Regions from separate parts of the Homo sapiens genome. Here region 2 is linked to region 1. The links are chromatin loops, found by intact Hi-C in ENCODE. Cell type or tissue: ascending aorta. All regions are shown on one strand. Each heading gives the region's core, and the rest is flanking DNA. Links, peaks and the distances in the headings are about the cores only.

What was found. Peaks named below come from ENCODE experiments on the same cell type or tissue, not always from the same donor. Only the 100,000 strongest peaks of a DNase experiment are listed, where the experiment ranks them.
Region 2: a loop joins it to region 1, with 2.2 times the contacts of the local background. A loop is called at or near these places in 7 of 110 quality-filtered maps.

What each region holds. Positions count from the first base shown.
Region 1 is chr6:143,340,471-143,356,225 of GRCh38, reverse strand. AIG1 (androgen induced 1) reads right to left here. Exons shown (of 6, transcript NM_016108.4): 6 at 15,168-15,755. It also overlaps the pseudogene PARLP2. Among named protein-coding and RNA genes, the nearest start is that of ADAT2, 100 kb to the left of the region's middle. In ascending aorta, for the core only: no CTCF peak of the experiment used is centred there; no DNase peak of the experiment used is centred there; H3K27ac peaks cover 1,763 bases.
Region 2 is chr6:143,389,348-143,405,102 of GRCh38, reverse strand. It overlaps the pseudogene C4orf46P4. Among named protein-coding and RNA genes, the nearest start is that of ADAT2, 53 kb to the left of the region's middle. In ascending aorta, for the core only: no CTCF peak of the experiment used is centred there; DNase peaks (open chromatin) are centred at 4,192, 7,492 and 10,161; H3K27ac peaks cover 6,513 bases.

The DNA.
Region 1 (15,755 bases), core at 5,351-13,350:
ACATTTGTCATTACTTTAAAATTCTTTGAACCGTACTCAAAATTATGATCATCTGTTCCCAAAATTTTCATTACTTCATTGATGAGTAGTCATGAAAGCATCTAAATATCTTGGAATGGCAAATGCTGTTTCCATGGTACTTCTTCAATGATCCTCAGTGCTTCCATTTCAATCAATCACATACATGAATTTGAATGATTTTGACTGGCTTGTCAGCACCGGATAATTGCTTTGGCTTAATGAGGGACAACACTGTTGGCCACCCAATTATTAGAAAATCACAGTTATGAGTTTTAGATATTACCATATGGTTATTACTGTATGTACTATTCAGCATAGTACAAGAGTAGCCTACATAAATAAGTAAAAATTCTTATACATTAGTTCCATTACTGCTATTAAAACATTATCACAAACTTAATGTCTTAAAATACACATTTATTACTTAACATTTCTGGAGGTCAGAAGTCCTCAAATCAAAGTGTCAATAGTGTAGTACTCCTTTGGGGGCTCTAAGGGAGAATCCATTTTCCTTCCTTTGCAAGCTCCTAGAGGCTACTTGCATTCTTTGGCTTGTGGCCCCTTCCTTGCATCACTCCGATTTCTGCTACTATCATCACATTTCTTTCTCTCATTCTGACTCTCCTGCCTCCCTCTTATAAGGACCTTTGTAATTACACTGGAACCACTGGGTAATTCAGGATAACCTCTCCATCTTAAGATCTTTAATTAATTAATTATTAATTTTCTTTTTCCAGAGGTGAGGCTAGAAGCACATTTCTCCCTATGATGGCAGACTGCAGATCAGTCTTTACATATAGGCACAGAGAGAGAGAGAAAGAGAGAGAGAGTGAGAGAGAGAGAGAGTAAAGCACAAACATTCTCCTGAGAACTAGTTGGGGGAACAGGAGGTTTCAAGGCAGAGTTTCTTTTTTTTTCTCACCACACAGTGATTATAGAGCAGTAGGTAGAGTCATCCGGATGGGCTATGCTGCTGGGCAAGCCAAGTTGCTATGATGGGTCAGTTGGTGAGTTAGCCCACCTGGACTGGGTGGGTGTGTCTTAGTGCCTTCCTAGCACCTGGAGAGACAGTGCTGGGTGTGCTGCCAGAAGCATGGCTGAGGTTTAGGTCTGGGGTTCCCAAAGCAAACTAACCCACCATGAGAAAAAAAAACTTGACAAAACAAAGGAAAGTCTTAAGTCTAACGACATATTATATTTTCAATATAGCAGTGATGCATACATTTAAATTGTTGCACTGTAAGTTGAATCAATTTTATGTCTAAAACTTACAGGTGTCAACTTCTGTAGATGTCAATGTAGTGGTTAAATAAAAAAGTTATTTCCTGGGGGAGGGGTAGTCACAGGACCTCAGAGGAACTGTACCAGAAACTTCTTAAAAATAATCTACTCCTTGAGATTTCCTCTTCTGTGAGTCATCTGGAGAGATGATTGCCTCCTAAATATTGGTCTTGCTTCCTTCTTGCTTTTTCTTACATTTAATTTTCTATTCCATTAATAATTTCAATTCTATAGTTACATAAGACTTTTTAAAAACAAATAAAAATTTTTACAGAACACTGAAATTCAGCAGGGAAGTGGCAGTGAACCTTTGAGGCACAGAAGGAGAGAAAAGCAAAGAAGAAGCTGGCCCAGAATCAGCTCAAAGCCAGAAGGAACTCCACACTGGAGGGCAAAGCTGAATAAATTGTATGGTGACTACAGTACTATGGCCACCCAGAATCAAAGCCAAAACATCCTACTAAAGCAATGCTATAGCTACTCCCACAAGAAAAAGTCTTACCCTACCAAAGCCAATCCATAATATTGGAAGAAGAGACTGTAAAGTGACTTTTACATCAGATGTGCAGATATTAATGTAAGGACACAAGAAACATGAAAAAGAAAGGAAACATGATACCTCCAAAAGGACATAATAATTCATCAGTAACAGACGCCTAAGAAAAAGAAATTATTAAATGCCTCAAAAAAATTTAAAATATTGATCCTAAGAAAACTCAGGTAGATGAAAGAGAACACAGAAAAATGATACAAAGAAATCAGGGAAACAATTTATGTTTGGAATGAGAAATTGAACAATGAGATAAATATCATGCATAAGAACCAAACAGAAATCCTGGAACTGAAAGATTCCATGAATGAAAAAAATATAATCAAGATCTTCAACAATGAACTAGATCAAGTCGAAGAAAGAATTTTTGAACTTGAAGACAGGTCTTTTGAAATAACCCATTCAGACAAAAAGAGGAAAGAAAAAGAATAAAAAATTAAAAAGAATGAAGAAAGCCTGTGTGACATATGGGACACTATAACGTGAACAAATATCTCATGTTTGGGAGTTAAGAAGGAGAATAAATGGGCCAAGGCAAAGAAAACCTATTAAATAAAATAATAGCTGAAAACTTCCCAAGTCTTGCAAGCAATACAGACATTTAGATACAGGAAGCTCAGAGTTCCCAACTAGATTAAATCCAAAAAGGTTTTCTCATATATATTATAGTCCAGAGGCCAAAAGTCAAAGACAAAAAGAAAATTCTAAAAACACCAAGAGAAAACTGTCCCCATCAGACTAATGGTGAATTTCTCAGCAGAAACTTTATAGCCCAGGAGAGAATGGGATGACATAGTAAAAGTACTTAAAGAAAAAAATTTCCAGGCAAAATACTATATCCAGCAAAGCTATCCTTCAGAAATAAAAGAAAAATAAATTATTTCCTAGACAAATAAAAATGGAGGGAATTCATGATCACTAAACTAGTTCTACAAGAAATGGTAAGGGATTCCTACATGTGAAAGCAAAAGGACAATATCTACTTTTGTGAAAAAATATGAGGATATAAAACTCACTGATAGAGAAGATAACAAAGAGAAAGATAAAAGAATCACATATTAACTCTGCAAATCCCCACCAAATTGTAAAGGTAAACAATAAAAGAGGAAAAAAAGAATCAAAGGCTATATAAAACAACCAGAAAACAATTAACAAAATGACTGGAGTAACAACCTTGAATGTAAATGGTTTATATTGCCCAATTAAAAGACATAGGATAGATGAATGGATTTTTTAAAAAGACCCAACTATAAGCTACCTGCAAGAAATTCATATCACCTGAAAACACATAGACTGACAGTGAAGAAGTGGTAAAAATTTTCCTTGCAATTAGAAAACAAAAGCATGTAGTCATAGCTATACTTATATCAGAAAAAAACAGACTTTGGGTCAAAAAACATAAAAAGAGATGAAGAAGGCCATTCTATAATAATCAAGTAATGAATTCAGCAAGAGGATATGACAATTATAAATATATGTGAACTCAATATCGGAGAACCCAGATATAGATAGTGCATACTATTAGAGCTAAAGAGAGAAAGAGAGAGACACAATACCATAATGGTTGGGGACTTCAACAACCCACTCTTAGCACTGGACAGATTAATCTTGTCAGAAAATCAACAAAGACACAGATTTAATCTGCACTTTAGACCAAATGGACCTAACAGACATTTACAGAACATTTTATCCAACAGCTGCAGAATACACATTATTCTCATCAGCACATGGAACATTATTCAGGATAGACCACACGTTAGGCCACAAAACAACTCTCAACAAATTGAAAAGAAGTGAAATTATATCAAGTATTTCTCAGCCCACAATGGGCTGAGAAAAAAAAAGTGGGCAAAGGATATGAACAGACACTTCTCAAAAGAAGTCATTTATGTGGTCAACAAACATATGAAAAAAAGCTCATCATCACTGGTCATTAGAGAAATGCAAATCAAAACCACAATGAGATACTATCTCACACCAGTTAGAATGGCGATCGTTAAAGTCTGGAAACAAAAGATGCTGGAGAGGATGTGGAGAAATAGGAATGCTTTTACACTGTTGGTGGGAGTGTAAATTAGTTCAACCATTGTGGAAGTCTGTGTGGTGATTCCTCAAGGATCTAGAACCAGAAATCCATTTGACCCAACAATCTCATTACTGGGTATACACCCAAAGGATTATAAATCATTGGCCACCCAGAATCAAAGCCAAAATATCCTACCAAAGCAACACTATAGCTACACCCACAAGAAAAAGTCTTACCCTACCAAAGCCAATCCAAAGGATTATAAATCATTCTACTAGAAAGACACATGCACACATATGTTTACTGCAGCACTATTTACAATAGCAAAGACTTGGAACCACCCCAAATGCCTATCAATGATAGACTGGATAAAGAAAATGTGGCACATATACACCATGGAATACTATGCAGCCATTAAAAAGAATGAGTTCATGTCCTTTTCAGGGACATGGATGAAGCTGGAAACCATCATCCTCAGCAAACTAACACAGGAACAGAAAACCAAACACCACATGTTCTCACTCATAATTGGGAGCTGAACAAATGATAACACATGGACACAGGGAGGGGAACATCACACATTGGGGCCTGTCAGAGGGTGGAGGGAAAGGGGAGGGAGAGCATGAGGACAAATACCTAATGCATGTGAGGCTTAAAACCTAGGTGGTGGGTTGATAGGTGCAGCAAACCACTATGGCACATATTTACCTATGTAACAAACCTGCACGTTCAGCTCATGTATCCCAGAACTTAAAGTAAAAAAAAAATCTCAGCAAAGAGGCCTAGAAGGAACATACCTCAACATAACACAGGCCATATATTACCATCCCACAGCTATCATCATACTGAATGGGAAAAAGCTGAAAGCCTTTCCTCTAAGAACTGGAACAAGACAACGATGCCCATTTTAACCACTCTTATTCAATATGCTACTGAAAATCATAGCCAGAGAAATTAGGCAAGAGAAAGAAAGCAAATGCAGCCAAATTGGAAAAGAGGAAATAAAATCGTCCCCATTTTTAGATGACCTAATCTTATTTATAGAAAAGCATAGAGACTCTACCAAAGAACTCTTCGAGCTGATAAACAAATTCTGTAAAGTTGTGTGATACAAAATCAACATGAAAAATCAATAGCATTTCTATAGACCAATAACAAACTAACTGAAAAAGATATCAAGAAAGCAATCCCATTTATAATGACTACAAAAAATAAAATACATAAGAATAAATTTAACCAAGGAAGTAAGAAAACTCCACAACAAAAACTACAAAACACTTGAAAGAAATTAAAAAGGATATAAACAAATGGAAATTTTATACTTATGAATTAGAAAAATTAATATTGTTAAATGATCATACTACCCAAAGCAATGTATAGAATCAATGCAACCTTTATCAAAATACCAATGATATTCTTCACTGAAATAGATTTTTAAAAAAACCTCCTAAAATTCATATGGAACCACAAGAGACCCCAAATAGCCAAAGCAATAGTGAACGTAAAGAACAAAGCTGGAGCCATCATGCTACCTGAGTTCAAAATATATTACAAAGCTATAATAACCAAAAGAGCATTGTATTGGTACAAAACCAGACATGCAGACCAATGGAACAGACTAGAGAACCCAGAAACATACATACTAGAGAACCCAGAAACATACATAGAACCCAGAAACATACAACTGATTTTCAATAGAGGCACCAAGAACATACATTGGGGAAAGGACACCCTCTTAAATAAACAGTGCTAGGAAAACTGGACATTCATATGCAGAAGAATGATACTAGACTCTTATTTCTTACCTATACAAAAATCAATTAAAATTAAAGACATAGGTGAAATGCTTCAGGAGATTGATTTAGGTAAAGATTTTATGGTTAAGGCTTCATAAGCACATGCAACAAAAGCAGAAATAGGCAAATGAGATTATAGTAAACTAAAAAAGCTCTTCACAACAAAGAAAACAACAGAGTGAAGAGACAACTTGTAGAATGTGAGAAAATGTTTGCGAACTGTTTTCCTGACTATGGGCTAATATCTAGATTATACAGTGAACTCATAAACTCAAACAACTCAACACCAGAAACAAATAATCTGATTAAAAAGTGGGCGAAGGAACTGAATAAACATTTCTCTAAAGAAGATATACAAATGGGCAACAAACATATAAAAAATGCTCAACATCACTAATCATTAGGAAAATGCAAATCAAAACCACAATGAAATATCATCTCACCCTAGTTAGAAATGACTACTATCAAACAAACAAAACATAAGTGCTGGCAAGGATGTGGAATAAAGGTAACTCTTATACACGGTTGGTGAGACTGTAAATTAGTACAGACATTATGGAAAATAGTATGGAGCTATCTCAAAAAACTAAGACTAGAACTAGCATATGAGCCAGCAATCCCAGTATTGGGTACTTAGCTGAAGGAAAGGAAATCAGTATATTGAAGGGATACCTGCATCCCTATATTTATTGCAGCACTATTTACAATAGCTAAGATATGAAAGCAACCTAAATGTCCATCAACAGATGAGTGGATAAAGAAAATATGGTGTATACACACACACATACACACACACGCACACACACACATGCACACACAAGGGAATACTATTCAGCCACAAAAAATGAAATCCTGCCATCTGTGTAGCATAAATGAGCCTATAGGACATTAAGTGAAATAGGCATAGAAAGAGAAATACTGCATGTTCTCACTCATATGTAGGAGCTACAAAAAAATTCAGCTCATGGAAGAAAAGAGTTAGAATTATGGATACTAGAGGCTGGGAAGGGTAGAGGGAGGGGAGCGTGGGGAGAGGTTAGTTAACAGATACAAAATTACAGCTAGATAGGGCAAATGAATTCTGGTGTTCTGAAGCTCTGCAGCATGAATATAGTTAACTATAATTTATTGGATATTTTAAAAAAGCCAGAAGAGGGGATTTTGAAGGTTCAAACACAGAGAAATGATAAATGTTTGAGGTGATGAATATGCCAGTTTCCCTGATTTGATCATTATACATCGTATACATGTATCAAAATGTCACACTGTATCCCATAAATATACACAATTATTACATGTCAACTAAAAATGGAAAAATGATGCTTCATTGAAGGTAAAAATATAACTCATTTGAAGCTAGATCTGACATCCCCAACTCCTCAGAAAAACAAGAACAATAACAGTGTTGTGGATATTTTTGTCTCATTTCTGACTTTAAATGGGAAAGCCTTTGGTGTTTTAGATGGCTATTTCTTATAATGATATGGGATATTTTTATATTTTTCTTTCACTAATATTATCATAAATCAATGTTAAATTTTCTCAAATGTCCTAGAACAACTATAGAGAATATCATGATTTTTTTCTTTTGTGCATTATTGAGGTAGTAGTGTTAATGAAAATTCTATTAAGCCATCCTTGAATTTTTAGCATAGAACTATTTAGACATGAAAACGTATTTAGTGTTGAATTTATGTTGCCAATATTTTAGTTAAAGCAAGTACATTTTTTTCTTTGTTGGCTTTTATAAGGATTATATTAACTTTGAAAAGTAATTTGGGAAGTGTTTCATCATTCTGCAATCTTGGAACATTTAAAATAACACAAGAATTGTTGTTTGAAAGATTTTTTAAGGACTTGCTCATCAAATGCTCTGGACCCAATTCCTTTTTTGGAGATAGTTAATGAAAAATTAAAATGTCTTCCCTAAATGTAAGCTTATTAAAGCTTTCTAATTCTTACTGAATCAATTTTCCCTGAAAATTGTACATTTTATTGATTTCTAATAATTTGTGTCCATGAAGCTAAAAAACGTTCTGTAATTAAACATTTTCTTCCTATCTGTGTTTATATTGTCAAGTATTCGTGTTTCTCTCTCTCTCTTTCTTTCCAGTTAACATGTCATTAGTTTGCATATTTATTGACACTTTTATAGGTGAGATACTGTATTTATTAATCAATTTATCAATTTTGCTGTTTTTCTGCTTATTTAACTTCTGCTTTTATTTTTATTATTTCCTTATATTTCTCTATGATTTGTTTTTGTTTTCTACTTGTTCTGCTGAATATGTAGTTTGTTTTCTTCATTTAGTTTTGTATAAAAATAAAATCTAAGGTTACATTTTTTGTGTGTACAGCTTTGGCCACATTCATTAAGTTTAATTATGAGGTATTGTGTCATTATTTCCTGAATAAATTGCAATCCCTTTTAAATTTTCCTCTTTAACATACTTTTCCTTCCTCAAAGAATTAGTTTTAAGATTATTAACTACCTTTTTTAGAACAGGTAATATTATTAGGTTTTTCAAAAATAAAAAAATAACATGTATAATGAACAATCTCCCACCAATTCTTATTTCCATTTTATCAGTCCCGTTTCCCCCTCTACCATTTAAACGGACAACTTTTTACACTTTTATGTATCCTTCTAAAGTTTTCTTATGTGTATACAAGCAAAAATCCATTCTTTTATCTCCCCCCATCCTTTTTGAAAATCGGCATGCTATACACACTATTCAACATATTTCTTTTTAGAATTTAAAATAGATTTTTAGAAAATTTTCAATATCAGTACACAGAATGTCATCATTTCTTTTCTCTCTTCTTCCTTCTTTTTACAGCTCCTCCTTTTTATAGTAGTCATTAAATGGAGGCATCATAATTTCTAAAAGCAGTTTCCTATTATTAACATTTCAATTGTTTCCATTTTTTCCTATTACAAACTTTGCTGCAATTAATAAGCTTAACATATGTGGAAACAGGAGTTAGCATAAGTTCTGAGTAACAGAACTGCTAGGTCAAATGATTTGTGCATTTGCAATTTTAAAAGATATAGACAAATTCCTTTCTATAAGGACTGTGCCTGTTTGTACTTCCACAAGCAATTATGAAAGTGTCTATACTCTTATTCAATACAACGCGTGGTCAAAGGCTAGAAGTTATGACAATCCAATAGATATAAATGATATTCAGTGTGGCTTTAATTTGTATTTTTTCTTATTATGATTGAAGTTGCATTCTTTTCATTTGTTTAAGAGATACTTTGTTTTTCTCTGAATTATTCACGTTTTCTTGCCATTATTTTCCTATTAGGTTATTGTTTTCTTTCTTTTTTAAGGATCTCTATATATATTAGGAAGATAAGCCATTTGTAAAAATATGTCAGGGTAAAAGATGCAAGATATAGACCCAGCTTTTTTTTATCCAGATCACCTTCCAGTTGTCCTAATGATATTTATTGAATAACCTATCTCCTTCCTTGCTGATTTGAGGTACTACTTTTATTATATTCTAAATTCCCACATGTATTTATTTCTATTATTGTTCTTCCTATTTTGTTGTATTAGTTGGTGTATTCATAGTCAATTTCATACTGCTTTTTTAAATGAGGCATTTATATTTTAATATTTGGTTGGGCTAGTCTTCTAGTTCTTTCTCATTGCTTTTTTAACTCAGAGCTTTCCTAACAATTCTTGTTTGTTAATTTTTACATATGATCTTAAAGATTAACTTGTCTAGTTTCAAAAATAAACAAAGCATATAAATAAAAAACAAAGGTTTGTATTTTTGAATTATAAATTAACTTGGAACTTGGTATCTATGATATAGTCTTGCTTTCTAAGCACATGGTATATGTTTCCATTTCTTCAAACCTTCTTTTGCATCATTTAATAGTTTCAAAAATTTTTTCATAAAGTTGTTGCTATTGCAAAGGGTCCTTTCCTTTCATTATATCCCATTACATCTTATGGATAATAAAACTATGGATTTGCATATATTTGTACTCTATAACCTTATTATCTTAATTTCAAAGTCAGCTTTCAGTTTATTGTTTTGGATGTGTGTGACAGATTGTAGTTTCCAAATCTAGCCACCAATATTTCATAATCACATATATTCTTTTTACAATGTAACATTGATAGTTTCTCATCAAGACATGGGGATCTACATTCCCTTACTTTGAATTTAGGTCAGACTATGACTGCAGCAGAAGTGATACTATGTGACTTCTGACTCTAAGTTATATTAAATAAAAACTTTTCATCTGGGCCTGCTAAGATCCTGGCACCACATTGTGATAAAGCCAAGCAACCACATGGAAAAGGCACACAGTCACATGGAGTGAAGCCAAGAGGCAATGTGGAGAGGCCACATATAGTTGTTCCAGTCACAGCCTTAGCTGAGGCCTCAGTCAACCACCAGCAGCAATCACTGGGCATATAAGTGAGCAAAACTTCAGAGGATTCTTGCCACCAGCCTTCAAGTCACCCCAGCAGATAACCAGTGGCACACAGACAAGCTCAGGCTGCCAAGTCCTGCCCAAGTTGCAGATTCATTTGCAAATAAATATTCTAAACAACTAAGTTTTGAGATGGTTTTTGGCAGTAATAGATGCGGATCACAAGGTCAGGAGTTTGAGACCAGCCTTGCCAACATAGTGAAACCCCATCTCTACTAAAAATACAGAAAATTAGCTGAATGTGGTGGTGGGCGCCTGTAATCCCAGCTACTTGGCAGGCTGAGGCAGGAGAATGGCTTGAACCTGGGAGGCGGAGGTTGCAGTGAGCCGAGATGGCACCGCTGCACTCCAGCCTGGGCAACAGTGCGAGACTCTGTCTCAAAAAAAAAAAAAAAAAATCATTCATCAGCAAATTGTAATGATTTTAGATTTTTTGTTATAATTTTTATAACTCAATTTTTCTCTGGTTGTGATCTAGAGATAAGAACAGCACACTCAATGCGACATATGCTTCCTTCAAAATCTAATAAGACATACCAAGCAATGTGCTTCTTTCATAGTAGTAATGCACGCAAAATGAAATAATTTGATTTTACTTCAGAGGGCATATATTGATATGTCTCATTCAGATCACTGCAGCCCTAGAAACTTCACAAAGGTAGATGGCCCAATTTTTTTAAGGGGGCTGTTTATCTATTACCCTCTGGCATGCCTGTGTCTTCTCAAGTTATCTAGGTTACTTGCTGAATTCTTCTAGCAGTGTGATATAATCAATGTAATAGAAACTTGATTTCCCATGGGACAGTTAGACAAACAAGGTCACTGTGGACTAAATCATGATATAAAGCCATGATTGAAATAACCTTGAGAAGGCAATCCTAAACAAAAAGAATAAAGCCAGAAGCATCATGCTACCTGACTTCAAACTATACCACAGGGCTGCAGTAACCAAAATAGCACAGTACTGAACAAAAACAGGCACATAGACCAATGGAACAGAATAGAGAATGCAGAAGTAAGACCACATGCCTGCAACTATCTGAGCTTTGACAAACCTGACAAAAAAACAAGCAATGGGGAAAGGATTTTCTATTCAATAAATGGTGCTGGGATTACTGGCAAGCCATATGCAGGAGACGAAACCAGACCTCTTCCTTACACTATATATAAAAATTAACTCAAGATGGACTAAAGACTTAAATGAAAAACCCAAAACTATAAAAACCCTGGAAGACAACTGACGCAATACCATCCTGGGCATAGGATTGGGCAAAGATTTCATGATGAATACACCAAAAGCAATTGCAACAGAAGTAAAAACTGACAAATGGGATCAAATTAAACTAAAGAGCTTCTGCACAGCAAAGGAAACTATCAACAGACTGGGCAGACAACCTAGAGAATTGGAGAAAACATTTGCAAACTCTACATCTGACAAAGGTCTAATATCCAGCATCTATAAGGAACTTAAATAAATTTATCAGAAGCAAACAACCCCATTAAAAAGTGGTCAAAGTACATGAACAGACATTTTTCAAAAGAAGACATACATTTGGTCAACAATCATGAAAAAAAGCTCAACATCACAGATCATTAGAGAAATGCAAATCAAAGCCACAGTGAGATAGATACCATTTCACACCAGTCAGAATGGGTATTATTAAAAAGTCAAAAAAATAACAGATGCTGATGAGGTTGTGGAGAAACAGGAACGCTTCTACACTGTTGGTGGGAATGTAAATTAGTTCCAGTATTGCAGAAGACAGTGCGGCGATTCCTCAAAGGCCTAAAAACAGAAATACTATTTGACCCAGCAATTCCATTACTGGGTATATAACCAAAGGAATAGAAATCATTCTATTATAAAGACACATGCATGCATATGTTCACTGCAGCCCTATTCACAATAGCAAAGACATGGACTCAACATAAATGCCCATCAATAGTAGACTAGATAAAGAAAATGTGGTACATATACACCATGAAATACTATGCGGCCATAAAAAAAGAATGAGATCATGTCTTTTGCAGGAACAGGGATGAAGCCGGAGGCCATTATCCTTAGCAAACTAATAAAGGAACAGAAAATCAAATAGTGCATGCTCTCACTTATAAATGGGAGCTAAATGATGAGAACACATGGACACATAGAGGGGAACAACATATACTGGAGCCATTCAGAAGGTGGAGAGTGGGAGGAGGGAGAGGATCATTTTATATTTGTTGTTTATTTATTAAAAACAACTAATAGGTACTAGTCTTAATACCTGGGTGACAAAATAATCCATAGAACAAGCCCCCATGACACAAGTTTACCTATATAACAAACCTGTACATTTATTTCTGAACTTAAAAGTTAAATTAAAAATATTTATAACACATGCACACACACACACATACACAAACACACAAAGAAATAGCCTTGAGAAAATATAGTGAGGGCATTCTGCTATCCTTGCAAGGTAAAAGGAATGTATTTTTATTTTTATTTTTTTATTTTTTACGAACTAGATGTAAACCTTTACGTCACAACTATGTCATTTTCACTTTCTGAAAAGACACGGACCCGGGGACACAGCTGAAAACAGTGGGAGGCCAGATGCTGGCGTCTTCCAGGCGGGAACGTAGCCATGATCACTCTAGGGCCGATGTCTCCTGGGGCTCTCCGGCAGGACAAGACAGGTGCACCGGTACTGTGCAATCCCAGTTTTACTTAGAGCCACCTCTTGTTTGGGGGGGCATTAGTCCTCATTTCATGCCAGATTTTCACTAGAGGCTCCCTGTTCTTCCAAATCAGTTCATGAGGGTAAGTAACATACCATATTCCAAAGAGAGCTCCCCCAAGATGTGCTGCATAATCAAAAAATTTCCGTCCCAGGATCATTCCTGCCATATCCGTGGCGTTAATGGATTGTAGGGCATTTCCTGCTGTGAATGTGAACATTGGAAGTAAATAATGGCAAGCCTCCCTTCTGGGATCTTAGTGCGGACAGCTGCGAGGATCATCATGATGGCGCGAGATGCACCAAGTGATGGTCCATATCTTCGTGTGGCAACTTTACACACATAACTGACAAAATTGGAAATAACACCTGCAGATAGGTACACTGCCATGAACTGCTCTTGACCCAGAATGTTCACTATACTGAAGGAGAAGCTCCACAAAACATACATATTTGCTGCCATGTGAAATAAGGAGAAATGATTGAATGTTGACAGCAACATTGGAGAACAACGGACTTTTGAGGCTGGATTAGATTTGAAATATCAGATCACTGTCCACTGCAGAGAAGGTACTCTCCACAAACAGAATACAAGGACGTTTGCAGCTATGATACCTGAGTCCGCTGGCCATCACTTAGGTTATTCCACCGCTTGTTAATCTCCTTTCTGAAGTCTCCTTCTTTTTGTGGTCTTATGCTATCCAACCAATCAGCTTTTATGCCATCAAAATAACTCTGGACCCCTGGATTTCAGTGATTCGTATTGCCAAATAGCAGCTGATCCAAATGCACAGCCTGTAAACCCAACAGTAAAAAAATAAAGGTTTTATGAGAGTCCTTATAGGATAGGGAGAAAGATAAAAGACTGTTTCTTCCACCAGAGGAATCAAAGCACTTCTCTTGTATGCTTCACCACTTGTTGCCGTGTCTGATCTTCGAGGTTCAACCTTACTGGGTTCTTTTCTGAACCACATTTTTTTCTGAATAAAGAAGTTAAACCTGCGTCTAAGCAGCTGCGGCGGGGCTAGAACCGCAGTGAGCTCCTCGCAGCTGCTGCTGCGCACCAGGGGAGCCCACGCTGAGCCGCAGCCCCAGCCTCTCTGCGCCCAGCCTCGCCACCCCATTTTCCCACTACAAGAAAATTTTAGGACGGGCGCAATGGCTCACGCCTGTAATCCCAGTACTTTGAGAGGCCAAGGCGGGTGATCACCTAAGGTCGGGAGTTTGAGACCAGCCTGACCAACATGGAGAAACCCGTCTCTACGAAAAGTACAAAATTAGCAGGGCTTGGTGGTGCATGCCTGCAATCCCAGCTACTTGGGAGGTTGAGGCAGGAGAATCGTTTGAACCAGGGAGGCGGAGATTGCAGGGAGCTGAGATGGTGCCATTGCACTCCAGCCTGGGAAACAAGAGCAAAACTCCGTTTCAAAAACAAAAAAAAATTTTTTAGTACCTTCATTCGATATCCCAGGGATTATATTGTTTTACTCCAGCAAAAAGACTTCTGGAAACACTGCTATCAGTGGAGCCACCGCCTAAGTAAGCTTACAATAATTTATCATCCTCCAAAATTCATCCATCGTTTGTACACAGTTCGTATTAATTTGCTGTTACTGACATAGCAAAATGTCAGTCCACTGACTGGTGGCTTAAACAATATTAATTTATTTTCTCAAAGTTCTGGTGGCTAGAAGTCCAAGATCAAGGTGTCAGCAGGTTTGGTTCCTCTGAGTCCTCTCTCCTTGGCTTGCAGTTGGCAACCTTCTTCCCATGCCCTCACATGGTCTTTCCTCTGTGTATGTACATTCCTGGTGTCCCTTTGTGTGTCCTAATTCCCCCTTTTTACAAAGATACTACTCAGATTGGATTAGGGCCCATTTTAATGGCCTCATTTTAACTTAATCCCCTCTTTAAAGGCCCTGTCTCCAAAAACAGTCATATTCTAAGGCACTAGGGGTTACGGGTTCAACATATAAATTTTAGGGGGACACAGTGCCACAATGTAACCCATAATAGAGGTCAGACAGGTAAGATACATGTAGTTGTGATGGAAACCAACTCTGGATCCTTCAAGTCTTTGATCCTGTACTAACTGCAGCAGTCATTCCAAGGATGTGGTATTGCTGTGCTTTTCTGTTTTGGTGGATTTCTGCTTGACTTTCCTACTTAAAAGTCCCAGCTCCATGAGTTAGGAAACTAATATGGTAATGCTGCTAGATGCATTCTATATTTCTATCAATTTTGCTTTCAGAAATGGGGGGCATATAGAGTGAATGTGTGTGGGAGAAAGAGAGAGACAGAGAGACGGAAGGAAGAGAGATTTTTAGCATTTAATTACATTTAAATGTAACTAATTTTAAATTAACTTTTTGAGTTTAAATTTTTTTCAAATTAAAAAGTTTAATGCTTTTCATTTTTTAATTTTAAAATGTAATTATAATTTTGGAGTGAATGGTTTTATATCATTTGTTGATCTCTCTCAACATTGGGCAATCAATACTTATATTTGTGTTAAGTAACATTTTATAATTTATATAACATATTTTTCATCTTAAAAATAATTACGGTCAAAGATTTTGTAAAATAGTTTTTTTAAAAACAATTTTGTGGCTGGGCGCGGTGGTTCATGTCTGTAATCCCAGCACTTTGGGAGGCCGAGGCGTGTGGATCACAAGGTCAGGAGATCGAGACCATCCTGGCTAACAAGGTGAAACCCCGTCTCTACTAAAAATACAAAAAATAAGCCGGGCGTGTGGCAGGCGCCTGTAGTCCCAGCTACTCGGGAGGCTGAGAAGGCAGGAGAATGGCATGAACCCGGGAAGCGGAGCTTGCCGTGAGCTGAGATCACGCCACTGTACTCCAGCCTGGGCGACAGAGTGAGACTCCATCTGGAAAAAAA
Region 2 (15,755 bases), core at 3,047-11,046, 51 kb before region 1:
AGTGTCTTTCCTTGTGATGCACGTCCTTCACCTGCTTTCACTTATGCTCAGTTTATTCCTGCTTGCTTAATTTGAGAGAAGGAAGCACATATAACCAGGTTGTTTTTTATTTAAGGGAATTTCCTGAGAGACGCCCTCATTCTTCAGGCCCAAAAATAAATGGGAGATGTGTCTTCAAGAAAAGGAATGAGCAGCTGTGGTGAGAGGCCTCCAGCAGAGGCTGACTCTATGCCATTCTGGGGGTGCAGAACTGGGTCGCCACATGGATAGTTCACTTCTTCATCCATGGCCTGCCCAGCTCCTGGATCTTCTCTCCCTAAGTGAAGACCCAGGGCTGCCATTAGCCCACTTGGGGCCTAGTGTGAATTACAAGGCCTCCTCTTTGGGTGAAAGCACCCCTCTGGCTAGTGCTTATGAGCAGATGGGTGTCTCTGGGTGGTTTGTCTTAGCTTTGTTTAGAAACCATGGAAGGGGCTCTATCCCAGCCTCTTTTATTCACCCTCTGGGCCAGGCATGCTTTAGCGGGGCACCACCTGTGCAACCTTACCTGGGGGCCCTGAAAGGATGCTAGTTTGTCTTGCAGAGCCAATGGGAAATTGACACGTTGCCTGAGCTGTAATGTGGGCTTCAGCCTCCTTGCCCACCTGAGACCAGGCGTTAGCATTTTTGGTAGAAATGTTCAGTAGTTTTGTTCGGGGCATGGCCATTTCTTTGTTTCATTAAAGACAGAGTTTTCTTCCATGAGTTTTAAGAGACAGGAGTAGAGTAAAATCCCTGTTTCCTCAAACATGTTTAGCCAGAAGCTTAATTTCAGAAACATAACATTGTAACTTATTTGAAATTGTCTTTCATTTTACATTTTTTTTGGATGCCTGCATACTCATAACTGGCTTCTGTCAGTCACATGCATTTATTGCAGAGAAAACGTACTTAGATTTCTAGTTACATAGTGTTGTTCAAAAACACTATTTTTTCTTGACTTTCGTGCCAGTCAAATATCACCTCATCATCTTTGGTTCCTATACTGTCTTCAGTATTCTTTTGCAGTTTTCCCAAGAATGCTGCTGTCTGGGGAGGTATACAAAAGGGTTCTACATTTTGATTATGGCACATTTCACTTATTTTCAGTACACGAACCCCACGTTACTTAGTTTCAAAATTCCAGTGGACTGTGATGACAATTTTAGCTAAACTATCAGTCTGTTGCAGGCTTGGTGGAGTGGTTTGAGTTAGGCTATGGCTATTTGTGTGTCTACCTTACAGGAGAAGAAAGAAACAACAGCTATTTGATAAGGAAAGGCCAATTCTGTTGAGCATCTTTTTTTTTTTCTGGTTCTTTTTACTTTCTGTTTTATTGGGTTGTTCACTCCAGCAAGAAAAAGACCAGCTTATATTTGGCCTCATAGGTAAAAGTGGAATATGGAATCCACATTAATTGGTGCCATTTTTTTCCTTATTAATTCTGTTCTCTTACAGATTGCCACCCTGGGCAGCTGGTTTCGTTCGTGGGCAGCCACTAGTGAGGAGAGCTCTTCAGCTCCTTCTTCCCTAAGGTCTATGATTTTGACATTAGAAAAGACTTGATTTCTATGTTCATGACTCTCCTGTAAGACCGCTCCAACAGGCCAGGATGGAGGCTCCTTCTCTTGTAGGAGGCAGCTTCTCCTGCATACTTAGATTTTGTGACCCAGGTTTCTGGATTTGAACAACCGCCCTATTTGAAAACAGCTTCAAAAGAGCACCCGAGTGTCCCCAGGATCATACTGAGCCATTATTTCCTGTTTTGTAACTTTGGTGGGTGGAATAACTTTTTCCTCAGGAGAGAGTCTTTTATTTTCTTTTTCTTTTTTTTAATAATATTCTCCGGGTTCCAAGTAAATTTTTATGAGGAGGAGCCACAAAAATATATTGGGAGGAGAGGGGTAAAGACAGCAAAAAAGTAATGCATGCTTTAATATAGCTGAGTTGACTGAAAATCAAAAATAAAATTCTAAGCCCCTCAACCATCTGAATGGATGCCTCATCTCAGCCAAGGACTTTCCAAAGTTAACCTGAAAAACTAGTTCAGGCCATGATGGGAAGTGGGATTTGGACATGCCTCATTATACACTTCTCCCTTTTTGAATTCGGGCACAGCTGACCAGCATTAACATCAACACAGAGCCCTAAGACCAGCAGAACAACTCTAAGTCTGATAAGAAATATTTACAAGCTGGCCAGGCGTGGTGGCTCATGCCTGTATTCCCAGCGCTTTGGGAGGCTGAGGCGGGTGGATCATCTGAGGTCAGACATTCGAGACCAGCCTGGTCAACATGGTGAAAACCAGTCTCTACTAAAAATACAAAAATTAGCCGTGCATAGTGGTGGGCAGCTGTATTGCCAGCTACTCAGGAGGCTAAGGTAGCATAATCATTTGAACCTGGGAGGTGGAGGTTGCAGTGACCCAAGATCATGCCACTGCACTCCAGCCTGAGTGAGCAGCAAGAGCAAAACACCATCTCAAAAAAAAAAAAAAAAAGAAAGAAAGAAAGAAAGAAAGAGAGAGAGAGAGAGAAAGAAAGAAAGAAATATTTACAATCTATTCTCTCTGAAACCTGCTACTTGGAGGTTTCATCTGCATTATAAAACCTTGTTCTCCACAACTCCTTATTATAACCCAGACATTCCTTTCTGTTGATTCCAGGTCTTTAGATAATAACACTTTCAACCAGTTGTCAATCAGAAAATGTTTGAATCTGCCTATGAGCAGGAAGTCCCCTCTTCCCCCCACTTTCCCGTTGTCCTGCCTTTTCGGACCATGCCAGTGAACATCTTACATGTATTGATTGATGTCTTATGTCTCCCTAAAGTGGTATAAAACCAAACTATAGCCTGGCCACCTTGAACACATGTTCTCAGGACCTCCTGGGGCTGTGTCATAGGCTGTTAGTCACTTAAATTTGGAGCAGAATAAATCTCTTCAAATATTTTAGAGTCAACATGACAATGGCTTAGTCTAACCAGCATGTTGTAGGACACCATAAAATTAAAAAAAAAATCCAAGTACCAAACAAATCACTCTTCAAGGGGAACAAGCTGAGAGTAATGGGTACAGAAGGTGGCTGTTTTAGGTGGAAAAGTAAAAGAATCAGCCACCCCCTTTAGGGTTTTGCTGAGTGTTGTAGATAGGGCTAGGACTGCAGTGAGCAACACCTCAAAAATGTGTAAGGCCCACGTGGTTGGGAATTTGCATTCAGGTGTAATTGAAGCTAAGATGTTTTCCAAAACTATTAACATTTCTTGGCTTAAAAATTGGGGAGCTAGCACACTGGGCTGCCTGGGGCTGGTTGTACAGGGAAGGCTGAAGAGAAGAGCCTCAGAAACACCAGAATCGTTTGAAGCCCCTGGGGGTTTTACATAGCTGAGGAGTTTTACTTGTTCATTTGTGTGTTTACACCCTTGAGACAATACAATCTCAACAGTAATCGCCATGTTAAGTGGTAGTCATGCCAGTCTTGCTAAGATATATCACAGTTCTCTGTTTCTTCAAAGCATGATGACCAAAAGAAAACCTTTTCTGGATATTTAAGTCAGGGATAGCTTTAAAAACCTCCACGGCTGCCACGCGCTATTGATGGAGTTTGCTCCTGGGCCTGTGGAGGTTTGTAAGCCAGCCTGGAAATGCTCCTTTTAAAACTCTGCCTGCTTTTCATGCTTTGTTTGTGTTGTTTCTTTCCTGGCTGTGTGCAGTGCTTTGTTGGTGCTCTGAGGGTCTGTCCTATGGTTCTTGGCCCATAGAAACTTCTCTTCTTTTTATGTCTTGGCAGCTCTCAGGCTCCTGGAAGATTGCAACCCCTGCAAACAAGCTTGTTAAGGTTTTAAACATGAATCAGAGACATCAGCAAAGGCCAAATGGGACATCCTGCAATCTTTAGCGTGGACCACAAGAAGCTATTTTTTCACTATAGGTGCCTTTCTTGCTTACTTCCTGATTTCTGGCTTTGTTTTATGTGGATAAAGGTTTGGGCTAGTGTAATTTAAGATAAACTAGGAATCACCATAATTTCAAAGAAGAAGAAAAAAGTATGGTAAAAGCAACATTGTATTCTTTATTCAGAGCTTGTGTTATATTATGTTCACAATAAGGGAGAGTTCCCTTTACTGCTGTGATGCCAAGGGGTTGGGCATTAGGAGAACTGTGGCCAAGTCTTGTGGGTGGGGAAATCTAAAACAGCCACTTCAGATAGCTTTGGATTGGGAGAACTCGGTAGACGGAAGTGTGACTTCCTGTCCTGGTTTTGTTGCTGCCTCAAAAAAATTACCCATTTACTCTAGATCTGTTTCCTAAATTGTAAGTTGAAAGATTTAGAAGAGAAAATAGGATACTTCTAGCTTAACATTTTGAGTTATGTGTGTTTCTACTTAAAGATCTTTAAAATACAGGACTCCTGGCACATGGCCAAATGGTAAATACCAGCTCGAATGCCATCCTGAGATCAGATATCAGGACAAGAGCAAGAGAATGAGTTACCTGGGTCTCTCTCATCAACTCTGACTTGACAGAACAAGGCAGGCAAGATTAGAGATGAGCACCACCTTCCTGGCACTGTAACCTTTTCATCAGCATCCATTAGACAATGGAGGATGAAGTGACTTCTCTGCTGGGGCCCAGAATCCATCAGAATTGATGACTAGGAATAATTATGACACACTCCTGGCCAGTTAGGCTTCGGCTGGTATTTGTTGTGCTGCCTGAATTTTATAATCCTCTTTTTGGTCCTAAAAACATTAAATCTCTTTCTGTGTGTCCCACGTTTAATAATTTTCTGTCCCTTGAGACTTTGCCGTCTGCATGCTGAGTGTAAAGGGCTTATTCTGAAAATTTCTAGCAGCTTTTGTGTTTAGCAAAACTGCAAAATTCATAAATTGTAAAAGGAAGTTAGGAGGGGCGAGGAAGCACATTTCACTTTCAACATATTGTCAGAAATGAGTGAGCTACAGTCTGGGACAAAATCTTGGCCATGAAATGATGACTTGATACCCATCATTCGATCTGTCACAGTGATAAGACCAGGCAGATTGGTTCTTCCTGAGGGTGTGGGGGCCTCCTGAGGATGGCGGCTGGTTTGGAAGAAGAGCTGAGATTTTCCTCTCTCCCTTTCAGACTGTATTCGCACATGCTCACCAGTAACGGTGTCTTAGAAGAGCCACTGAGAAAACCGTATGCAATATGCAGAATGCATTGTATTTTAAATTTGGATGTCATTCACGACCACACACATGCTTGGGAAATGTTATTTAGATATTCATGGCACAGTATGTATACTTGGGAAAATATATATGTGGAAGGTTTTAGAGTCTGGTAAGATTCTAAATTCCTGTATGGAACTGTCTGCCTTATAAATCTCAGGCACCTATCTGGTTTCTAGTCAGTTGTCATCCATTCACTAATATCACCGGTATTCTGAGAGATTCTAGGATTATTCACTAGGGTCTAATTCATCACTGTGTCTCCATGTTGAATTATAATAAGCCTATTCAACCTACATTCCTACCTTGCTTTCCTATTACAGATAAAGATAAAGTCCAATTCCTTGCTATCAGTTACAAGGGCCCCTATGATCTGGTCCCTGCCTATCCCTCCAGTGTCCACCCCTATACCTCTCCCTTCCTATCACTCTCCTTCTCAGCCACACTGGCCTTCCCTCTGTTCTTAGAACACACTGATGTCATTTCCTCAGGACCTCTGCTGTCGCCATTCCTTCTGCCTGGAATGCACATCTTACTTGGCAAAGTTGGCTGCTTTTGCGATTTAGGTCTCTGCTCACGTGTCACAACTTCGGAAAGGTCTTTTCGAACTCCTCTGTTGAATGTTACTCCCTCCCCACCACTTCATCACATACATGTTTTATTTTTCTCTAAGCACTCATCACTCTCAGAACTGATCTTTGTTTCACTGATTTCCTATTTGTCTGTTTCCCAGGCAGGAATGCAAGCTCCATGGCAGTAGGGACATTGCCAGTGTTTTCCAGGTACCTGGCCCAGGGTGGTGGCTGAGTCCACATTTGTGAACTCAGTGGCTGCACATGTGCTTTCTGCAAAGCCAGCGTTATGTCGTGAGAGTCAGAATAACAACAACAAACTAAACTACAAAAAAGTTATACCGAACAGTGGTCCCTACCAAGTTATAAATCTGTGCTTCCTAGGGGATTCACAGCACTGGCTCTTGGAGAGATGAAAAAGTAAAACTCTATTACCCCATGGAATTTTCCACATCCGCTTGCTTGCTCCCATCCTTGTCCTGTTGTGACCCACTCTCTCCCTCCGGATGGTGAATGCTACTGGTATCTCCTAAAGCCTGACTCAGGAGCCGCCTGCCTGAGGAAGCCCTTCCCAGAAGCCTCCTCTCCTGCCTCCCTTCACACCTCTCCCCTGCATGTCTTCTACACTCTGATAGCATCCTGACTTATATTTGGCTGACATTCTTTTCTAGGGAAGCTACTTTTTCTTTTGGTGCATTGGTAGGGAGGAGGGGGATAGGCAAGAATACTTTTTTTTTTTTTTTTTTTGACAGTGTCTTGCTCTGTCGCCCAGGCTAGATGTAGTGGTGCAGTCTTGACTCACTGCAACCTCTGCCTCCCTGATTCAGGTGATTCTCCTGCCTCAGCCTCTCAAGTAGCTGGGAGTACAGGTGCATGCCAACACGCTTGGCTAATTTTTGTATTTTGAGTAGAGATGGGGTTTCACCATATTGACCAGGCTGGTCTTGAACTCCTGACTTCAGGTGATCCACCCACCTTGGCCCCCCGAAGTGTTGGGATTACAGGCGTGAGCCACTGTTCCTGGCCTTTTTTTTATTTCTTAGCTGAAGCTACCTGTGTGTCTTCTATTAAATGTGCCTGCCATTGTCTTCAGAAAGTAATTTCTTTCCTGAGAAAAGCAACAAAGGAATGTTTGTCTACTGCCTACGTTTAAAAATGCCCAATAAGAGTGTTTCCATTCAGAATGGCCTGCCCTCTCCAGTGATGACAGCATGCAATTCCATGGTTTTCAGTGAAGTCACTGACTATTGTGAATCTCAGAGTTGGAAGGGCTGTGGAGGTCTTCTCTGCCAAACTCCCACCACAGGCAAGACGCTGCGAAGCCTTTCAGCACAGTAGCAGAATTACAGAGTAGAATAATAGGGTTAGTCATTTCATCTTTTTTCCTGCCTTGGGCGGGAACAAAGCTAAAGCATCCTAAGCAAATAGAGAGCTTTCACACCATTCCCGCAGATTTGCTCTTTGCAGGACCCTCTCTTTGGTGTTTCCAAAGGCAAAACTGTGGTGTCGAGGTGTAAACTGACAACACAGGAAGTCGGTGGTGGGGCCAAACCAATCTAGATGTTCAGGCCCCAGTTCCAGGCTCCTAGACCAGACCGCATTCCTGCCGTTTCCATGGGACCCAAATGTTTGTGTGGGTGTAGTAATTTCCAGGAGGAGCTGATTACAAGGCAGCTGCCTCACCTCTACTGGTGCCAGGAAAATGAACCCAGTGACCTCAGGCGGCAGGCATTTCCCCACATCCTCTACCTGATGTTCCGAACCTTGAGGTTTCACAACTCAGCTTGACTCAGTGTAGGGTGTTATTTAATTACACAATAAAACAGGGCTACATAGTTTGCTGTGTTCACACCTGTGGGATGTTGAGCTACAAAAAGCAGAAAAGGCGAGAGTGGAGGCCAACGAAACTCTATAAATCATTTTCATTTCCCATCACCCCTGTGTCTGATGCTCAGGCGGTTTCTTTCTTCTGTCAATTTCTCTTGCGTCCCTGCCGCTCAAGTAGAAAACAAACAAGGAAAGAAACCAAAGAGCATGATCCAGGAGAAACATTTTCTGGGAGGTTGGGAGACCTCAGACCCAACTTAGGCCTCCTGTGTTGGTCCCACTGGGTTCCCTCTGCCTCTGTCCTGTGGGAAAATACACTGTGCACAGGCCAGCAGCTTGCATCTAGGCTAAGCGAGTCCGCCCCCGGGGTTGGTGCTTCTATGTACGTGTGTGCATGAGTGTATGTGCAGAGAGGAGGCTGTGGGATAGAGAAGCTGTGAAAAGGCTTAAAATTTAACCTCCAAAGAGGATGTTTTAGTTCCAGAGAGTCCCCACTAAAGAATTCTAGCACAAAACTAGGGATATATGCATCCTTTTGTCAAAAGGTGTCGCCAAGAAACACGTCAAATACTTGTACTTTTCGTTCAAACTCAGAGTTAAGTCACAGTTAATGCACTCATCAAGACTGTTAAATAAAGACTCCAGTCAGAACAGAAATATCTAGAGCTCCACAAGAAATCTGCTGGTGCAGACTGTCACCGGCTTTGAGATGCCTGGCTCTGCTGATGTCACTGTGTCCTGAGTTTCTCTCTGCGCTTGTTATTAGCCATGTTTACACTGCCTCTCCGTTCCCCACCCCAAACAGTCATTTTATTTGAACAACTTCTCCTATATCTCTTTCTTCCAAACAACAAAAAAAGGGGAGGTGTTGCCAGTGGCCTCTGATGGAGAGTCAGGGATTCATGGCTGTGACATCTAAATAGCTACACAACAGAGCCAAGGTTGTTCCTGCTTTGCTAAGTGACAAGAAGAGCACACAAATGACTTTCCCTGAACTTCCAGCTGTTCTGCACTTTCATGCATTTTGGGCCAGTTTACTCAGAATTATTAAGATTTTATAGCACATTGGAAAAGTGATTGCCAGGTCGTTTTCTAAAGCCTGAGTTTTCTTGTGTTTTATGCCTGGCTCAGCTTTCACCTGGTAGCATAGAATTTTTTTGGTTTTCCCACTTAAGAGGAGGAATAAAAGAAATGGGCCTTCAGAACCATTTTTAACAATTTAGAAATGAACACAACTCCTTTTTCTGTCTCTTGGCTGGTTTGACAGAGAACAGGGTTTCTCATTCTAAGATGGGGACTTCCAGAGGGATCAGGACCCCTACAGCTCTGGATGTCCTCAGCTGGGTTTTACAGGCAACCCAGGTCTGGGTGGGATGGACTACTAATCTCCGCTTAAATTACATGTGGTGGTGGCAGGTGGCGTGGGAACTCAAAGTGTGCTTAGAACAACCTCTGGAACGGAACACGTGGGGTTCCAGTCCCAGCTCCTCCATTTACTGGTGGTGTGACCTTGGTCAAGTAACCTAATGTCATTATGTATCATAATGATAAATGACATCATTCCATGATCAAGAGTGGCTACCTCATAGGATTATTGGAAGGGTTAAAGGAGCTTATTTACTTGGGTTATTATTCTGGTGTATAGTAATTGTAGGGCAAAGAGAAGAGATTTGTTAATCACTGAGAGATCGGGAGGTGAAAAGGTTAAAGAAATCTGAAAACTATTGGAAGAGGGCAATCAATTTGTGGAATTGACATTTCATTTTTATTTTACAAAGGTTATTTGGGGTTCTTGTAAACGTAGGTGTGTCTCACCTTCTCTGCCACCCTGACACTTATGCTACATTCATACAGCTTCCCCAAGGACCGTATTTTTGTCGTCTCAAAGTTGGTTAGACTGAGATCACATTTATTGTATTTAAAAAGAACGTGGCCCATTTTTGAGCTCTTGGATTATACTTAACTATTTTAAAAGATTAGAGGAAGTTCTTACAGAAACTACCTTGGTGAATTCTGGAATTATAGACATTTTTTCCCAAAATGCATCCCAAGAACCAATTACTGATTTTACTACAAATCATTGGAACAAATGGTTACACGTCATCTCAAATGGAGAAAGGTCTCTTTTTTGACCAAGAGGAAGGAATTTCTTTTTCTCACTTTTTTCTTCTACTCTCAATGGAACTCCAGATCAAAATTGTTTACATTCTCAAATATCCTTAACAGAGTGATGCCCTAATGCTATAATCAGCCATGTTGCCATGTTCGAACACAGTACAATGCTTTTTGTTCATCTGTTATCAAGCTTCTTTCTCTTTAATTCTTTTCAAGAAAATGGAAATTCAGTGGGGAGAAATGTACCTGCGTATTAGTTCTCCCTGTGTCTGAGGTCTGCGGGGATGCAAACTTGAAAGACGCTTCGACTCCATGGGGCAAATGTGTCTCATCTTCATCAGCTTCTAGGAGGGAGTCTCAGACCAGCGGAGCCGGTGCCTGGGGTGGGCAAGTGTCGCCTGGCTCTAGGATCAGAGGAGTGGCCTTGGGGGCCAGCACTTCATGGCTACATCACCATACGCCATGTGGCAGGCCTGGGTCAGGGGACCATAGCCCCTGCCCCAGTGTTCTTTTCCCAACTCCTCCTCCTCTTCTTTTCCCTCACCTGTCCTGCCTTCCACCTCCCTGGTCTGGCTCTTTCTGCCCAGTGGGGACCTTTCTCTCCACACTTAATGGAGCAGCACCAGGCATAGTGTTGGGGGTGAACTCAGGACAGACTTATTACCATAATTCTGAATTTCCTAGGTTTTGTCAGTGTAAGCCAGATGCTTAATGCTATTTTAATGCAGTTGTTTTGCGTGTGAATAATATGCTCATTTTGCCAAACCTCAAGCCCTGGAACTAAGATCTCATAAAAATGCCTAGAGTCCAAAGCTAATAGCTGTTATTCAGCTGTTACAGGGTAAGGCCTAAAATGTTTCAGATGGATGTTCTCACCAGGGCAGCGAGTGACATGCACCTTCGAGGGGTGGCTGAGGCTCTAGATGCTTGAGGAGTAGGAAGAGCTGTGCTCCATCAGGCCGTTCCAGTTTGCCCCTCCACATGGAGGTCTCTGGTATAGAGATTTAAAGTTTATTCTTTCCTCATTCCCTAGAGACAGCTTTCTCTTTTGTGGTCCTCTACTCAGCGAATACCCTCACCTCCAACCCAAGCTGAAAGTCTTGGAAGTCATCTTTGACACTGGGCCCCATCCCCCAGTCTGCATCCCCCCACCATTTTCATCATATATATCCAATCACCACCAACATTTATTCAACAAGTATTTATCAAGGCCCTATTATGTGCCAGGTCCTCTTGTGAGTGTGATGATAAAAGGACCACCTCCTCATAAGAGGCAGTGTAGGGTCATGGTTAAGAGTACGAACTGTGGCCCAGAGCAGTGGCTCATGCCTATAACCCCAAAACTTCGGGAGGCAGAGGTTGGGGGATGGCTTGAGCCCAGGAGCTCAAGATCACCCTGGGCAACATAGGGAGACTCTGTCTCTACAAAAATTTTCTTAAAAATTGGCTGGGCATGATGGCATGGGCCTATGTCCCAGCTACTAGAGAAGCTGAGGTGGGAGGACCACTTGGGCCCAGGAGGTGGAGGCTGCAGTGAGCCAAGATCATGCCACTGCACTCCAGCACTCCAGCATAGGCAACAGAGTGAGACTCTGTCTCCAAAAAAAAAAAAAAAAAAAGAAAAAAAAAAAAAGAGTATTAACTGTGAAGCCAGACAGCCAGATTCACATCCTGGCACTGTCATCTGTTAACTCTGTGACCTTGTCCTCCCATTGTACAATGGATTAATAACAGTGCCTCCCGGTACCTCCTTCATAGTTACTTTCTGGCACATAATGAATTAGCATTTCTAATGCACTCAGTGCCTGGCATATGGTAAATACCATGCAAGTATTTGAAGAATAAAAAATAGGAGGAGGACATGAGTGTCAAACTGGCACACAGACATGGAGAAGCCCTGGGAGCTCTGAGATGCCTGGGCTGGGATCTGCAGGACCAGTAGGCAGCAAAGTCCCGTGAGCTCCATCTCCTGCTAGTCTCCTAGCTCAGGCCACTGCCATCTCTCATCTGGAGCACAGAGGTGCCCCTCTAAGTGGTCTTCCTTCCTTCTCCTCCTCTCCAGGCTCAGCCAGCAGGGCTTCTCTAAAATGTAATCTGATCATGTCATTTCCTAAACGACATTCTTCAGTGGCTCCCGAGTGCCCTCGGGTTTCTGCCATACTCCTCAGTGGGCTTACTGGGTCTGCATCATTCTTCTTCCAGTGTCTCTTCATTACTCTTTTCCTCCTCTCCTTAATGTCTGGGACACACTTGCACATGCTATTACTTCAACCCCACAGAATTGCTGTTGTCTCTGTCCCCACTGGCCTTGGTACTTTGAGTTGCCTCCACCTGGAAGATCCGTCTGCTCCACCCCACCTTTTCCCTGGTAAACTCCTATCTTCCTTCAGACTTCAGGCTTTTGACCTGACTTGCTCAGGGCGACCTCCCCTGGTCTCCACTGTGAGGTTCTTTGCTTCTCCTCTGTTCTCCCACGGTCCCTCTCAGGGCCCTATCACAGCATATTGGTTACTTTTTTATTGTGTCATTTTTCTCTTTACTCTCAAATAACATGAAGGAGAGTAGCAACTGTCTTTCTTGTTCAAAAGTGTATCCCCGGAGCTTGGCACAGTGCCTGGCATGCAGTAGACTTATAGTACATATGTTATGGGTTGAATTGTGTCCCCCCAGCAAATTTATATGTTGAAGTCTCAATCCCCAGTACCCCACAATGTGGCCTGATTTGGAAATAGGGGTGTTGCAGATAGAGTTAGTTAAGATGAGGTCATACTGGAATAGGGTAGGCCCCTGATTGAATATGACTGGTGTTTATAAGAACACCATGGCCAGGCGTGGTGGCTCACACCTGTTATCTCAGCACTTTGGGAGGCCGAGGCAGGTGGATCATGAGGTCAAGAGATCAAGACCGTCCTGGCCAACATGGTGAAACCCTGTCTCTAATAAAAACACAAAAATTAGCCAGGCATGGTGGCATGAGCCTGTAGTCCCAGATACTCGGGAGGCTGAGGCAGGAGAATCACTTGAATCCAGGAGGCGGAGGTTGCAGTGAGCCGAGATTGCACCACCGCACCCCAGCCTGGTAACAGAGCAAGACTCTGCCTAAAAAAACAAAACAAAACAGAACAAAACACCATATGAAAATATAAAGACACACACATACATGGAAGGTGATGTGAAGATATACTGGGAGAAGATAGCTGTTAGGCTGTTCTTGCACTGCAATGAAGGAATACCTGAGGCTGGGTAATTTATAAAGAAAAGAGGTTTAATTAGCTTATGTTTTGCAGGCTGTACAGGAAGCATAGCACTAGCATCAGCTCAGCTTCTGAGGAGGCTTCAGGAAGCTTCCAATCATGGCAGAAGGTGACGTAGGAGCAGAAATCTCACGTGGCAAAAGCAGGAGCAAGGGGGTGAGAAGTGCCACACACTTTTAAACAACCAGATCTTGTGAGACCTTACTATGGTGAGAACAGCACTAAGCCATGAGGGATCTACCCCTGTGGCCCAAACAGCTCCCACTAGGCCCACCTCCAATACTGGGGATTACATTTCAATGTGAGATTTGGGTGGGGACAGATATCTAAAGTATATCAATAGCCATCTACAAGCCAAAGAGAGAGTCCTGAAATAGACCCTTCCCTCACAGCCCTCAGAAGAAACTATCCCTGCTGACACCTTGATCTTGGACTGCTTACCTCTAGAACTGTGAAACAAATTTGTATTGTTTAAGCCATCCAATGTATGGAACTTTGTTATGGCAGCCCTAGCAAACTAATATTACATGTTTCTTCAAAGACTGGATTTCCGACTCTTTTAAATGTGCTCCTATAAGTAAAGACTTAGCACATGCACAAATATACCCCAAACAGCTCCATATTCCACAAATAGATGGACTCACAAGAATGGCAAGCGCAGGTGGCTGTTAGTCATCGCAGCAAGCCGCCAGTTTTAACTTCCAACGACCCCCTCTCCCTGGGTATTCCAGGAACTTCACCCGAGTGGGCAGGGGAGGTGCACCTCTCTGCAAGCCCCCATAGCAGGGGGAACATGAGCTGGTGGGCCAGCAGGTGCTTGTTTTTCCCTCCCAGTCAGGAGAAGCAACTGAGAAAAAGCCAGAAGAGATGGGGGTGGGACAGAGCAAAGATCAAGGAAGAAGAGAAATAAGAGCAGGAATGCGGAGCCAGTGTGTGTTCTTTCGGCCTCCAGAACCACACCATAGGATGTCAGGTTAGGTTGTACAGAAGCCAAGATGTCAGGCGGGAATTTCCACCCTTCTTAAAAAAAGTTCTCCTCCTCCATTTGATTGCAGCCTCTAATAAGCAATTCTTCCAAATTTCTTCTGACTTCAGAAGTTCAGAGTATGTTGAGCTGAAGAAACACCAGGATCATAATTATGGTTATTATAGGGAGCTGTGTGCCCATCACCACAGCATCTGGCTGTAATCACATACTTAATGGAAGGCGAGATGATCTGTTGCTCATAATGGGCAGTTTCTGAGCCAGGCAGCCACCAAGTGCCCACCCTCCCACTTGGAGGCCCAACAGAACAGATGTTTGTAGAAAGAAGAGATGCTTATGTCTGTCTGGAGGGCCAGTGACTTCAGAAACAGTGTCAGGGAAAGCAAGTTCCGTAACTGGGTCATGGCACATGTATGGCTCAGACCAGCCAGTAAGGATGAGAAGCGGGCTTTCCCTCCACTCTGGGTGGCAGGGAAGGGGTAGAGTGGGGCTGATCTCATTGTCCTCTCACAGATGGTGAAGTAGAAAGCTGACTGTGGGGTGTGAACCATCATTTATTCCCATCAGTATCAAGTACCTTGCCTCATTCTTCAGCAACTGAGATGCCCAACACACTGAAAGGGCAGAGGGAAAATCCCTCTAGCCAAACAAATCCTTTGAAGCGTGATTATCTTAGTCTGCTCAAGCTGCCATTACAAAATACCACAGACTAGGTGGTTTAAGGAGCAGAAATTGATTTATCACAGTTCTGGAGGCTGAGGAGTCCAAGGTCAAGGTGCCAGCAGATGCGGTGAGGACCCCTTTCCTGTCTTGCAGATGATCACCTTCAGCATCTTCTGCTGTGTTCTTATATAGCAGAAAGAGGAGGCTCAGGTGTCCCTTCCTCTTACAGGAGCACTAATATCATCATGGGGGCTCCACCCTCTTGACACATCCTAACCTAATCACTCCCACAGGCCCCACCTCCTAGTATCATCATACTGGGGATTAGGGCTTTGACATATGAATTTTATGGGGATGCAAATGTGCAGTGCACAATAATTAAACTTTTTCTGTAATTTGTGTGTGTGTATGTGTGCATGCCCATGCCATCCACTTCTTTTTTCAGACTTCAGGTTGGAGAGCTGAGAAACCTGGTGCCTGAGCAGGCCTCATTCCCTACAGAGAGGGCCTCTGACCCCCTCAGGCCTCACCCTGTCTGAATCTACAGACCACAGTGCTTACCTTGTGCCCTGCACTTGCTGCACGAGGTCTTGACTATAGTAGAGTCAGCTCATTCATCAGTGAAGCCCTTAAGATTGGCACTATTAGAAATCCTGAAGCCATGTGATTCTACTGTGCCACATATTCCGGGTACTTTAGTCAACATCCTTAAACATAAAACCCTACAGTCATCTAACCTCTCTTGGATGACCATGCCCACAGTTTCTATACTTCTCCCTTATTCCAGTCTTCTGCTGTTGCTTGCCTTCTATAGTTCCAATGAAAATAAACTTCCTTATTTCCTTAGGCAGTTTTATATCCAAAAATCTTCTGTGTGTCCCCAAAGGCATCTCAAACTCAACATGGCCAACAGGGAATTTAAAATTTCCTTTTCATAAGAATTTATTTTTGCACATTTAAAAAATTATAATTTTCAGGGCATGTAAGAAAAATATTTTTTGAAATAAGCATACCTTTGATATAGAAATCATACTATATGTGTGATCTCTAACTAAAAAAATTAATCAAGAACTATGACCTCATATGCTGAACAAGACTATTTGCCCGTCC